Regions from separate parts of the Homo sapiens genome. Here region 1 is linked to region 2. Evidence: read pairs that join two places in POLR2A ChIA-PET (ENCODE). Cell type or tissue: IMR-90. All regions are shown on one strand. Links, peaks and the distances in the headings refer to the core of each region. The heading gives the core; the rest is flanking DNA. Region 1 overlaps CSNK1G1 (casein kinase 1 gamma 1). Region 2 overlaps TRIP4 (thyroid hormone receptor interactor 4).

The links. ChIA-PET counts read pairs that join two places held together with the same protein. Peaks named below come from ENCODE experiments on the same cell type or tissue, not always from the same donor. Only the 100,000 strongest peaks of a DNase experiment are listed, where the experiment ranks them.
Region 1: POLR2A ChIA-PET joins it to region 2 with 10 read pairs; 4 of 35 experiments call an interaction of 5 or more read pairs at or near these places.

The regions. Positions count from the first base shown.
Region 1 is chr15:64,333,671-64,343,016 of GRCh38, forward strand. The region is part of intron 1 of CSNK1G1 (casein kinase 1 gamma 1); the gene reads right to left. It overlaps LOC124900364 (small nucleolar RNA SNORA48), which reads left to right and starts at 8,896; the gene lies at 8,896-9,028. In IMR-90, for the core only: no CTCF peak of the experiment used is centred there; a DNase peak (open chromatin) is centred at 4,291; H3K27ac peaks cover 167 bases.
Region 2 is chr15:64,403,981-64,406,480 of GRCh38, forward strand. It overlaps TRIP4 (thyroid hormone receptor interactor 4), which reads left to right. Exons shown (of 13, transcript NM_016213.5): 6 at 2,350-2,479. Among named protein-coding and RNA genes, the nearest start is that of TRIP4, 17 kb to the left of the region's middle. In IMR-90, for the core only: no CTCF peak of the experiment used is centred there; no DNase peak of the experiment used is centred there; H3K27ac peaks cover 312 bases.

The DNA of each region.
Region 1 (9,346 bases), core at 3,023-5,522, 67 kb before region 2:
AAGTATTTGCTGTCTTCAAGAGGCTCACCTAACACCTAAGGATTCCTACATGCAAACGGAAACCAAAAGCAAGAAGTAATAGCTGTTCTTACATCAGATAAAACAGACTTTAAAGAAACAACAGTTTAAAAAGACAAAGTCATTATACAATGATAAAAGGATCAATTTAACAAGATTTTACAATCTTAAACATATATGTACCTAATTCTGGAGCATCTAGATTCATAGAACAATTACTACTAGACCTAAGAAAAGACAGAGACAGCAACACAATAATAATGGGGGACTTCAACACTCCACTGATAGCCCTAGATAGATAGATCTTCGAGCACTAGATAGATCTTAGAGACACAAAGTCAACAAAGAAACACTGGATTTAAACTGCACTTGAGAACAAATGGACCTAACAGATATTTACTGAACATTCTACCCAAGAACTGCAAGATATACAGTCTTCTCATTACCACATGAATCATTCATTACAGGCATGCACTGACCACCACGCCCAGCTAATTTTTTTGTATTTCAGTAGAGATGGTGTTTCACCATGTTGGCCAGGCTGGTCTTGAACTCCTGACCTTAAGTGATATGCCTGCCTCAGCCTGCCAAAGTGCTGGGATTACAGGAGTGAGCCACCGTGCCCAGCCTAAAATCTTTTATCTCAGCAGTCCTCAACCTTTTTGGCACAAGGACCAGTTTTACAGAAGACAATTTTTCCACAGACTGGGGGTGGAGGGCAGGGGGGAATGGTTTAGGGATGATTCAAGCACACTACATTTATTATGCACTTAATTTCCATTATTATTACATTGTACTATGCAATGAAATAATTATTCAACTCACCATAATGTAGAATCAGTGGGAGCCCTGAGCTTGTTTTCCTGCAACTGGATGGTCCTTTCTGCAAGTGATGGGAGACTCTGGCCAATCATCAGGCATTAGATTCTCATAAGGAGTGCATAACCTACATCCCTCTCACGTGCAGTTCACAACAGGGTTCACGCTCCTATGAGAATCTAATGCTGCCATTGATCTGACAGGAGGTGGCGCTCGGGCAGTAATGCAAGTGATGGGGAGTGGCTTTAAATACAGATGAAGCTTCACGCACTCACCTGCCACTCACCTGCCACTCACTTCCTGCTATGCAGCACGGTTCCTAAAGGGCCATGGACCACTACTGGTCTGTGGCCCAGAGCTTCAGGACCCCTGTTTTATCTAACAGATGACAGCAGTTAAACTTACCTTCACCAAAAAGTGTACTTCTATAACTACCTAATTTAGAGTAAGCTTAGAGACCACAATATTATTTCCATTTTTGGTTTCCCTAATAACTCCAGAAGAGTTACTACAAAGATTCAGATTATTGACTTATTTTGCAAGTACTGCTCAGTTCACATAATCTACAAAGAAAATGAGAATCTGCTGCAAATCTATCTGTCATTTCAGAACACATCCTGTGTGAGAAGGGTAGCCTAATACATGCTTTTAGGAAAAACATATTTCAATACCTGATAAAGAGTTTTGTCTACCTCACTAAAAATTTTTTTAAGCAAAGCTAGGCTAAAACAATAAAAACATAACCTTATCTGAGAAGATGGCTTTCCTTCCCTACTCAAGGAAAATAAATAATAAAACAATCAAGATGAAGCCAGTATTGAGGAGCCACAGACACTTCTTACTGGCATAAAAATAAAGTACCACAAAGGTCCTGATCCTCATTTTTCTTTCAATTGTTATACTTTTCCTTAAAAAAAATAAGGGCTTTAATAACTGCACTTTGGTAACAAAGTCAGTCACCATGACTGCCTATAGAAACACAAAAAGGCAGCCTTGATGATTGTCCCAAGAAATTACTGACTTGATTTTTCCATTAACTGCCTCATCACTATCTACCTCCTAAAGAATCAGTATATTTCTTTCATGAATATTTACTTTGTGATTGATGATTTGAATTTTAAGCTTTAATAACCAACTTTAACAATTATTATTTTTTAAAAACCCTATCACAAGCTTAGTAGTAAAGAATCATTCTAATGTTGATGGAAACAATTAGAATTTCAACCTTTTCTGTTGATCAAGAAAATACTAGACTGTCATACAAGCTACATCCTCACTTGAGTTCTCTAAGGATGAAAGTCAACAAATTCTTGCTGTTGTTCCTGTATTGTCCTAGTCATTTCATTTCAAAAACCTAAGAATAAGGAGAAAATAAAATTTACCTGCAACATCCCAGTAATCTTTTTCAATGCAAGCACAAATATTTCCTGTTTGTCACTATACCCCCAGTACCTACACTAGGCCTAACACATAGTATAACAGTTGCTCAATAAATTTATGGAGCATGAATGAATAATATTCATCTTAATTCATATATCCATCTATCGATTTATGTGGCTATTTTTTACCTATCTGCCTACCAAACTATTCTATGGAACTCTATGCGACTAGGGACTGCTCTCTGACTTACGTACCTAAACCGTTCAAAGCACCATGCCCAAAACAGAGTAAACAAATGTAAAATTGAATTGACTGTTTTCAAGTAACTGAAATTTACTTGACAAATTATCTTGATTAACTAGATTCGATCTCTCTCATTTCACTCCTTATTCTATTCACAAGAAAATTACAAAGCAAAACCACAATGTCCTCAAAGTGTATAAGCCACACTCTACATACTTCCTTTCTTCCTTTCTTATTTGTTTTAAAGCCCAGGAATTCTACTGAAGTCAGCATAAATGCTACCTGCACTCAATACTTACCTATGTCACTGAACATGCTTAATTGATAAATTTAAATAATAATTTTGGCAGGTCCTGTGCTATGTGCCTATAATCCCAGCTACTCAAGAGACTGAGGTGGGAGGATCACTTTGAGCCCAGGAGTTCATGACCAGCCTGGGCAACTTAGAAAGACTCCATCTCAAACAAAAAAATAACAATAATAATTAATTTTTGATCTGAAAATGTAAGAGATTCAAAATAACTGACATAGATATAACAAACTAGAAAGCATCTATAACCAAGGAAAATATAACTTTCATTAGAGAGGAAGTTTACAGGTTAGTAACAGTTCATGGAAAACTCAGTTTTAGTCACGATTCTATGGAAAAATCATCTACTCAAGTAATATAAAAATTTTCACTAGTGAGATTTACATTACAGAAAATCCTTCACATAAACATATTTTATAAATATTCACATATGTCTTTTTAACGTATTATTTACTTTTTTCTGATTCAGAAACACATGCTTGTTATTTTGAAAAAAGCAGAACTCGGCCGGGCGCAGTGGCTCACACCTGTAATCCCAGCACTTCAGGAGGCCAAGACGGGTAAATCACCTGAGGTCAGGAGTTCAAGACCAGCCTGGCCAACATGGTGAAACCCCATCTCTACTAAAAATACAAAAATTATCCAGGCGCAGTGGCAGGCACCTGTAATCCCAGCTACTCAGGAGGCTGAGGCAGGAGAATCGCTTGAACCTGGGAGGTGGAGGTTGCTGTGAGCTGAGATCTTGCCACTGTATGCCAGCCTGGGCAACAGAGCGAGACTCCGTCTCAAACAAAACAAAACAAAAAAACAAAAGCAAGCAGAACTCATAGAAACATATGACAAAAAAATGAGAGTGAAACTTCATCACCAAAAAAGACTTCTAATAAGTTTTTCCAGTAATATACTAACATTTTTGTCTGTTTTAAGAGACAGAATCTTGCTCTGCCACCCAGGCTGAAATGCAGTCGTACCATGATAGCTCACTGCAGCCTCGAACTCCTGGGTTCAAGCTATTCTACCACTTCAGCCTCCCGAACAGCTAGGACTACAGGTACCACCATGCCTATTTTATTTTTTGTAGAATGGGTCTCATTATGTTGCCTAGGCCGGTCTCAAACTCTTAGCCTCAAGTAATCCTCCCACCTCAGCTTCCCAAAGCTCTGGGATTACAGATGTGAACCCACCTGGCTTTGTTTTTTACTGTGATAAAATATATATAATATTTATAATTTAACCTTTTGTAAATGTACAATTCAGTGGCATGAAAACACACTCACAATATTGTGTAACAGTCTCCAGTATCTATACCCAAAATATTCTCATTATCCTCAACATTAATTCTGTACCCATTAAACAATAGCTCTGCTTTTCTCTGCCCCATCAGCCCCTGATAACCTCTATTCTACTTTGTCTTTGAATTTGTCTATCCTAGGTAGCTCATAAGTGAAATCATGCAATATTTGTCCTGTGTCTGACTTATTATACTAAGCATGTTTTCAAAGTTTACCCACGTCATAGCATGTGTCAGAATTTCCTTCCTTTGTATGTATATACTACATATTGTTTATGCACTCATCTGTCAACAGGCGCTTGGTTGGCTATTATGAATGCTGTTATAAAGGTACTGTACAAACATCTGTTTCAAACCCTGTTTTTGATTCTTTTAGATATATGCCTAAGAGAGGACTGCTGGGTCTATATGGTAGTCCTATGTGTAACCTTTCGAGAAACTGCCAAGCTGTTTTCCACAATGGCTGCGGCATTTTATATTCCCACCAGCAATAAATAGAGTTCCAATTTCTCCACATCCTCACTACTTTTTTACTTTCTGTGTGTGTATTTTAATAGCTATCTTAATGGATGTGAAGTGATATTTAGTATGATAGCAAGATTAGGACTTCTATAGATGTGCAAGAACCATTTTCTAAGTAAGCATAGGCATGGGACATCTAACAACTTGATGGTTAAAAACACTTGAGCCCGGCGCGGTGGCTCACACCTGTAATCCCAGCACATTGGGAGGCCAAGACAGGCAGATCACCTGAGGTCAGGAGTTCGAGACTAGCCTGACCAACACAGAGAAACTCCCATCTCTACTAAAAATACAAAATTAGCTGGGTGTGGTGGTACATGTCTATAATCCCAGCTACGCAGGAAGCTGAGGCAGGAGAATCGCTTGAACCTAGGAGGTGCAGGTTGTGGTGAGCTGAGATCGTGCCACTGCACTCCAGCCTGGGCAACAAGAGTGAAACTCGGTCTCAAAAAAAAAAAAAAAAAAAAAAAAAAAACACTTCTGGCCGGGCGCGATAGCTTACACCTGTAATCCCAGCACTTTGGGAGGTGGAAGCTGGTGGATCACCTGAAGTTGGGAGTTCGAGACCAGCCTGACCAACATGGTGAAACCCCGTCTCTACTAAAAATACAAAATTAGCCAAGGATGGTGCTGCATGCCTGTAATCACAGCTACTTGAGAGGCTGAGGCAGAAGAATGGCTTGGACCCAGGAGGTGGAGATAGCAGTGAGCCAAGATCACGCCACTGCACTACAGCCTGGGCAACAAGAGCGAAACTCCATCTCAAAAAAAAAGTACTTCCAAGAAAAGGGGAGAGTTAAAGTGCAGGATTCTGAAGGGAAAAAGTTAAGGAGGAGAGAAAAGGGGCTACAGGAAAAGAATTAGCAGTTACAAGGGATACAGTCAAGTGAATGTAATCTCTAGTACAGTGATTCTCAAAGCATTGTCCCTAGGTCACCAGCATGAACATCATCTGCAAATCTGCTGAAAATGGAAATTTGGAGGCCCTACCCCAGATGAGCTGAATCAGAAATTCAGGGGGTGAGGACCAGCAATCTGTGTTTTTTTGTTTTTTGTTGTTATTGTTGTTGTTGTTTTGAGGTAGAGTCTCACTCTCTCGCCCAAGGGGGAGTGCAGTGGCACAATCTCCGCTCACTGCAACCTCTGCCTCCCAGGTTCAAGCGATTCTCCTGCCTCAGCCTCCCAAGTAGCTGGGATTACAGGCACCCACCACCACGCCCGGCTAATTTCTGTATTTTTAGTAGAGACAGGGATTCGCCATGTTGGCCCAGCTGGTCTCAAACTCCTGACCTCAGGTGATCCACCCGCCTCGGCCTCCCAAAGTGCTGGGATTACAGACATGAGCCCAGCCAGCAATCTGTGTTTTAACAAACCCTCCAGAAAATTCCAATACATGCTAACATTTTAGAACCACTAGTGTCTAATAAGAGAACTTTAATTATGTAATTAAGATTAAAGCAAAAGAAACAGGAGGAGCAGTAGTGCCCACTGACAACTGTCAGAGGACAAATTGCACAAGGCCTTAAATACGAATATTAAATCAAGAGGAGTGACTGACAGTTCTCAATTTCTGAGGCTCTTTTCCTCTATTAATACCACTGCCCTCAACTAGAGAATGGTCTTTTCAAACTCTCACAGAGTATTTATGAAACTTGACTATATGCTATGCCCAAGAACCACTAAGTTGCATCCATCAATTTTGATGTTGTTTTTTTAATTAACATTCAGTGTTATGCATTGGTAAACCTCTATCATTATTTCTTTTGTAACCTCAAGAGTTATTTAGATGTGTTCTTTTAAATTTCCAAACATTTTTAAAGGTCATTTTTTTAAAAAACTGAGTCCTAATTTAGTTTGCACTGTCATCGAAGGTTTGGTCTATAGAATACATATTCTTTGAATTTGTTGAGATTTTCAGGGCTACTTTGAAGGTTGTTACCTCTCGCATTACAGAAATTTTGGATTCCACAAAGTAACTATATCTGCAAATAGTAGTAACTGTATGAAACTAATTCTTTAAAACTTGAGTACAATGTTCTATATTCACCCAATAGCTCTGTCTTGTTGTGTTGTTTTAATGATTTTTTTTTCTTTAGCACATCTCTGCTGGCAGGAAGTATTGTTTTAATGTCAAAAACATCTATTCTAATATAATGGTGAATTTATAAATTTCTCCTTGTAGTTGTTATGTAGGTTTATGTATGTTGAACCTGTATTATCTGGTATAAGTAACAGAATTCTAGTATCTTCCTGGTAAACTAAACCTTTTATTGTTATATGATGTGGTAGAGACTGCAGGTGGCTTTCCCAGAATCACCACTCCCTCAGTAAAGTCCAGTTTTATTCTGGGCAGCCTAATTACCTTGCAGCAAAGGGCTAATGAAGTTGCTAGGTAGAACTTCTGTGAAACCACTTTAAGGTCATGTATGTTGGCTCATGCCTGTAATCCCAGCACTTTGGGGGGCCGAGGCCAGAGGATCACTTGAGCCCAGGAGCTCAAGACCAGACTGGGCAATATGGCAAAATCCTGTCTCTACAGATAGTTTTTTAAAAATTAGCCAGGCATGGTGGTGTGTGCCTGTGGTCTCAGCTACTTAGGAGGCTGAGGTGGGAGGATCACTTAAAGCCTGGGTAGTTGGTACTGCAGTGAGCCATGATCACACCACGGCACTCCAACCTGGGCAATAGAGTGAGGCACTGTCTCAAAAACACCACCACGTCCAGCTAATTTTTATCTTTTTTTTTTTTTTTTTTTTTTTTTTTGAGACGGAGTCTCGCTCTGTCGCCCAGGCCGGACTGCGGACTGCAGTGGCGCAATCTCGGCTCACTGCAAGCTCCGCTTCCCGGGTTCACGCCATTCTCCTGCCTCAGCCTCCCGAGTAGCTGGGACTACAGGCGCCCGCCACCGCGCCCGGGTAATTTTTTGTATTTTTAGTAGAGACGGGGTTTCACCTTGTTAGCCAGGATGGTCTCAATCTCTTGACCTCATGATCCACCCGCCTCGGCCTCCCAAAGTGCTGGGATTACAGGCGTGAGCCACCGCGCCCGGCCAATTTTTATCTTTTTAGTAGAGCCGGGGTTTCACTACATTGGCCAGGATGGTCTCAATCTCCTGACCTCATGATCCACCCGCCTTGGCCTCCCAAAGTGCTGGGAATACAGGCGTGAGCCACAGTGCCCGGCCTGAAATATTTATTAAACTGTCATTTATTTCTTCTGTTGGTTGGTTGGTTGGTTTCAAAGACATCTTGCCCTGTCACTCAGGCTGGAGTGTAGTGGCATGATCAGATCTCACTGCAGCCTCAAACTCCTGGGCTCAAGCAATCCTCTTGCCTCAATCTCTTGAGTAGCTGAGACTACCAGCTCGTGCCATGACACCCAGCTAATTTTTTTTTATTTTTTATAGAGACAGAGTCTTGCTATGTTGCCCAAGCTGATCTTGAACTCCTGGCCTCAAGTGATCCTCCATAAGCCACCACACTCAGCTTAAACTGTCTTAAGACTAAGATGCTTAGAGAGGGAAAAGTGGTATTACAGTAAGCTTCTTGGGCATGACTTACTCACAGACTATCTACTCTAAAATCTAAAAGACCCTTTTTAAAAGCGGGATGAGGTGACTCTTCTAATTTAGTCAGCATGAGCAAGAACAAACAAAACCTATAAACTCAACTATTGAAAGTTACTTCGAACTTTATACTGAAAAAGCACTATACAAAAATTTCCATCGGTTATTCCTCATGGTCACTTTTACAAGATGGTTTGTTCCCAACTGGCTAAATGACTTCCCTTGTTACCCACTGTATGCACTATTTCCCTTCCGACAGTGACGTCCCCTTGCACTCTGTCAAGTAGGATTAAAACTTTTCAGACTCAAGTATTTTCCTTTTTCTCGTGGCTCTCCAGATATTATTAGCTGTTTCTTCAAGAGGCTTTAGAGGCAGAGATTCTTGAGCTTGACATCCTGGCTCCACCACATACCAGCAGTGTGAACTTCAGAAGTAACCTTCCTTTCTCTGCCTCATTTGCTGATCTGTAAAACTGGAATAGCCACACTTCAGTGGCTTGCTGTGAGAATAAAATGCATTTAACATGCCACTTGTTATGTAAACTCTCAATAAATTGCCATCACTATTATTAGTATTATGTTTTCTCACTAATACTTCCCTAGAACAAGCCTTTACTGCTGCTAGATTACATCCACTAGATTATGTCTGCATTTCCTCAACCAGCCCACTTCATTCATATCTTTTAGTAATCCAAAGTATTGTGCAGATCACCATCAGATTTACCTTGAATACATACAGATACTTCCTGTTACTCTCTAGCTTAAGAACCTTTAATGTGGTGATGTCCATCTCATGTCATCCAGGGATAAAGCAACCCTTGTTTATCCCATCTTGGCTCTTGGTCTGTGCCCATGGCTGGTTCGTGCCTTGGATACATGGAAAATAAGTAAATGATTAAAAAATAAAAATTAAAAATCTTCTATGGATCCCTGCTTATGAGCACATCAAATCTAATTTCCTCTGCCTAACTTTCATTATCCTCTCTTAACAGCAGTTCCCAAACTTTGAGTGTACATCAGAATCATCTGGCATGCTTGTTAAAATACAGATTGCTGGACCCCAGTCTAGAGTTTCCAATTCAGTAGGTATGGGACCAGGGCCTTAAAATCTGCATTTATAATAAATTTCCAGGAGACGCTGCTGCTGCTGCTGCTGGTCAAGAAACCACATTTTGAAAAGTACTATTCTATCTTGACC
Region 2 (2,500 bases), core at 1-2,500:
TGGGAGTTTGAGACCAGCCTGACCAATGTGGAGAAACCCCGTCTCTACCAAAAACACAAAATTAGCCGTGCATGGTGGCACATGCCTGTAATCCCAGCTACTCAGGAGACTGAGGCTGGGAATTGCTTGAACCCCGGAGGCGGAGGTTGCAGTGAGCCGAGATTGCACCATTGCACTCCAGCCTGGGCAACGAGAGTGAAACTCCATCTCAAAAAAAAAAAATCATATTAATCTATAGCAATATTAGCATTGTACCCAGAATCCTGTTCACTCTTGAGTTTTGACATTTCAAATTTGTTTTAGTTGTAAAAGGCTGTAATTTTATTATTTTTTATTTTTATTTTTATTTATTTATTTGTTTTGAGACAGAGTCTCTGTCACCTAGGCTGGAGTGCAGTGGCGTGATCTTGGCTCACTGCAACTTCTGCCTCTCAGGTTCAAGCAATTCTCCTGCCTCAGCCTCCCAAGTAGCTGGGATTGCGGGCGCCTGCCACCACACCCAGCTAATTTTTGCATTTATAGTAGAGACAGGGTTTTGCCATGTTGGCCAGGCCTCCTGACCTCAGGTGATCCACCCACCTTGGCCTCCCAAAATGCTGGGATTACAGGCATGAACCACCGCGCTCGGCCTGTAATTTTATTATTAATGAGGTTGCACATGCCTCTATGTTTTTTTCAATTAGATTTTAAGGTAATCATTCTGAGAAAAAATAGTTCTGATTGTACGTACTGTCCTTGTTTGTTTGTTTGTTTTTAGACGGTCTCTGTCAGGCTGGAGTACATTGGTATGAACACATTTTACTGCAGCAATTCTCCTGCCTCAGCCTCCCAAGTAGCTGGATCTACAGGCTTGTACCACCGTGTCTGGCTAATTTTTAAATTGTTTGTACAGATGGGCTCTCACCATGTTGCCCAGGCTAGTCTTGAACTCCTAGGCTCAAGTGATCCTCCCACCTCAGCCTCCCAAAGTGCTGCAATTACAGGAGTGAGCCACTGCACACAGCCACCTAACCCATTTTGGATCTTGGGTGTATCATAATCTATGGCTCTCTTTTCTGGGATATACAAATTTACAATATGCTGTCAAAGAAGAAAACACAACCATGGAATCAATGTTGGCTTTAGAGTTATACTCGAGCTCAGATTTTGTTTCTATGGTCTAATTTCTTTTTCTTTTCTTTTTTTTTTTTTTGAGATGGAGTCTTGCTCTGTCGCCCAAGCTGGAGTGCAGTGGCACGGTCTCGGCTCACTGTAAGCTCAGCGTCCCAGGTTCATGCCATTGTCCTGCCTCAGCCTCCCAAGTAGCTGGGACTACAGGTGCCTGCCACCATGCCTGGCTAATTTTTTGTATTTTTAGTGGAGACAGGGTTTCACCATGTTAGCCAGGATGGTCTCGATCTCCTGACCTCATGATCCGCCCGCCTCAGCCTCCCAAAGTGCTGGGATTACAGGCGTGAGCCACTGCACCCGGCCACTGGTCTAATTTCTAACTGTGTGAACTCAGTAAATTTATAGTCATCTCTGAACTTCAGTTACTTTATCTGTAAAATAAAGATAATACAAACTGTCTTACAGGGTTATTGCGAAAATTAAATAACATGTATACTAAGTGACTCAGCATTTAGCAGGTTCTCATTAAACTGAAACTGTTCATTTTTTCTGCCCCTTTTGTGAAATTTTCTTTTTTCTTCCATTATTTAGTGTTTAGTTTTGATAATATAAACGTATATTTAGGCTGGCATAGTGGATCATGTCTGGAATCCCAGTACTTTGAGGTGCTGAGTTGGGAGGATTGCTTGAAGCCAGGACTTTGAAACCAGCCTGAGCAACATAGTGAGACCCGCCTCTCTACAAAAATTTAAAAATTCAGACACAATGGCATGTGCCTGTTGTCTCAGCTATTCAGGAAGCTGAGGTGGAAGGATCGCCTGAGCCTAAGAGTTTGAGACTGCAGTGAGCTATGATCACACTACTGCACTCCAGACTGGGCAACAGCATTAGATCCTGTCTTGAAAAAACGTATATTTAAAGGTAATATTGAGCAAATGTCTTCTTCACTGAGAAGGCATTTTTATGTCACATTCTTAAATACTTTGGTGCCCTTAGTGAACCAAATTTTTATAAAGGAAGAAAAGATCCCTGCCATTTATTGAAAACCTGTCATGTGTCAAGCACTGCTTACTGCTGTACAGGTAAGGCCTGGACTGTGTACTTGTTTTCTGTTGAAATGAAGGCTCCAGGCCATCAGGCCAGAACCAGATCTTCTGATGTTTTGTTCTTTGTTGCACACTGGTACAACTAATTTGTATTTAGAGGCTGACACCATTTGACTTCCTTATTGAATTTCAGGAGTGGAGAATTCTGGAAAGGTGGACATCTCTACCAAGGACCTTCTTCCTCATCAAGAATTGCGAATTAAGTCTGGTCTGGAGAAGGCTATCAAGCATAAAGACAAACTGTTAGAGTTTGACAGAACTAGGTATGAAAGGGTTAGAATAAC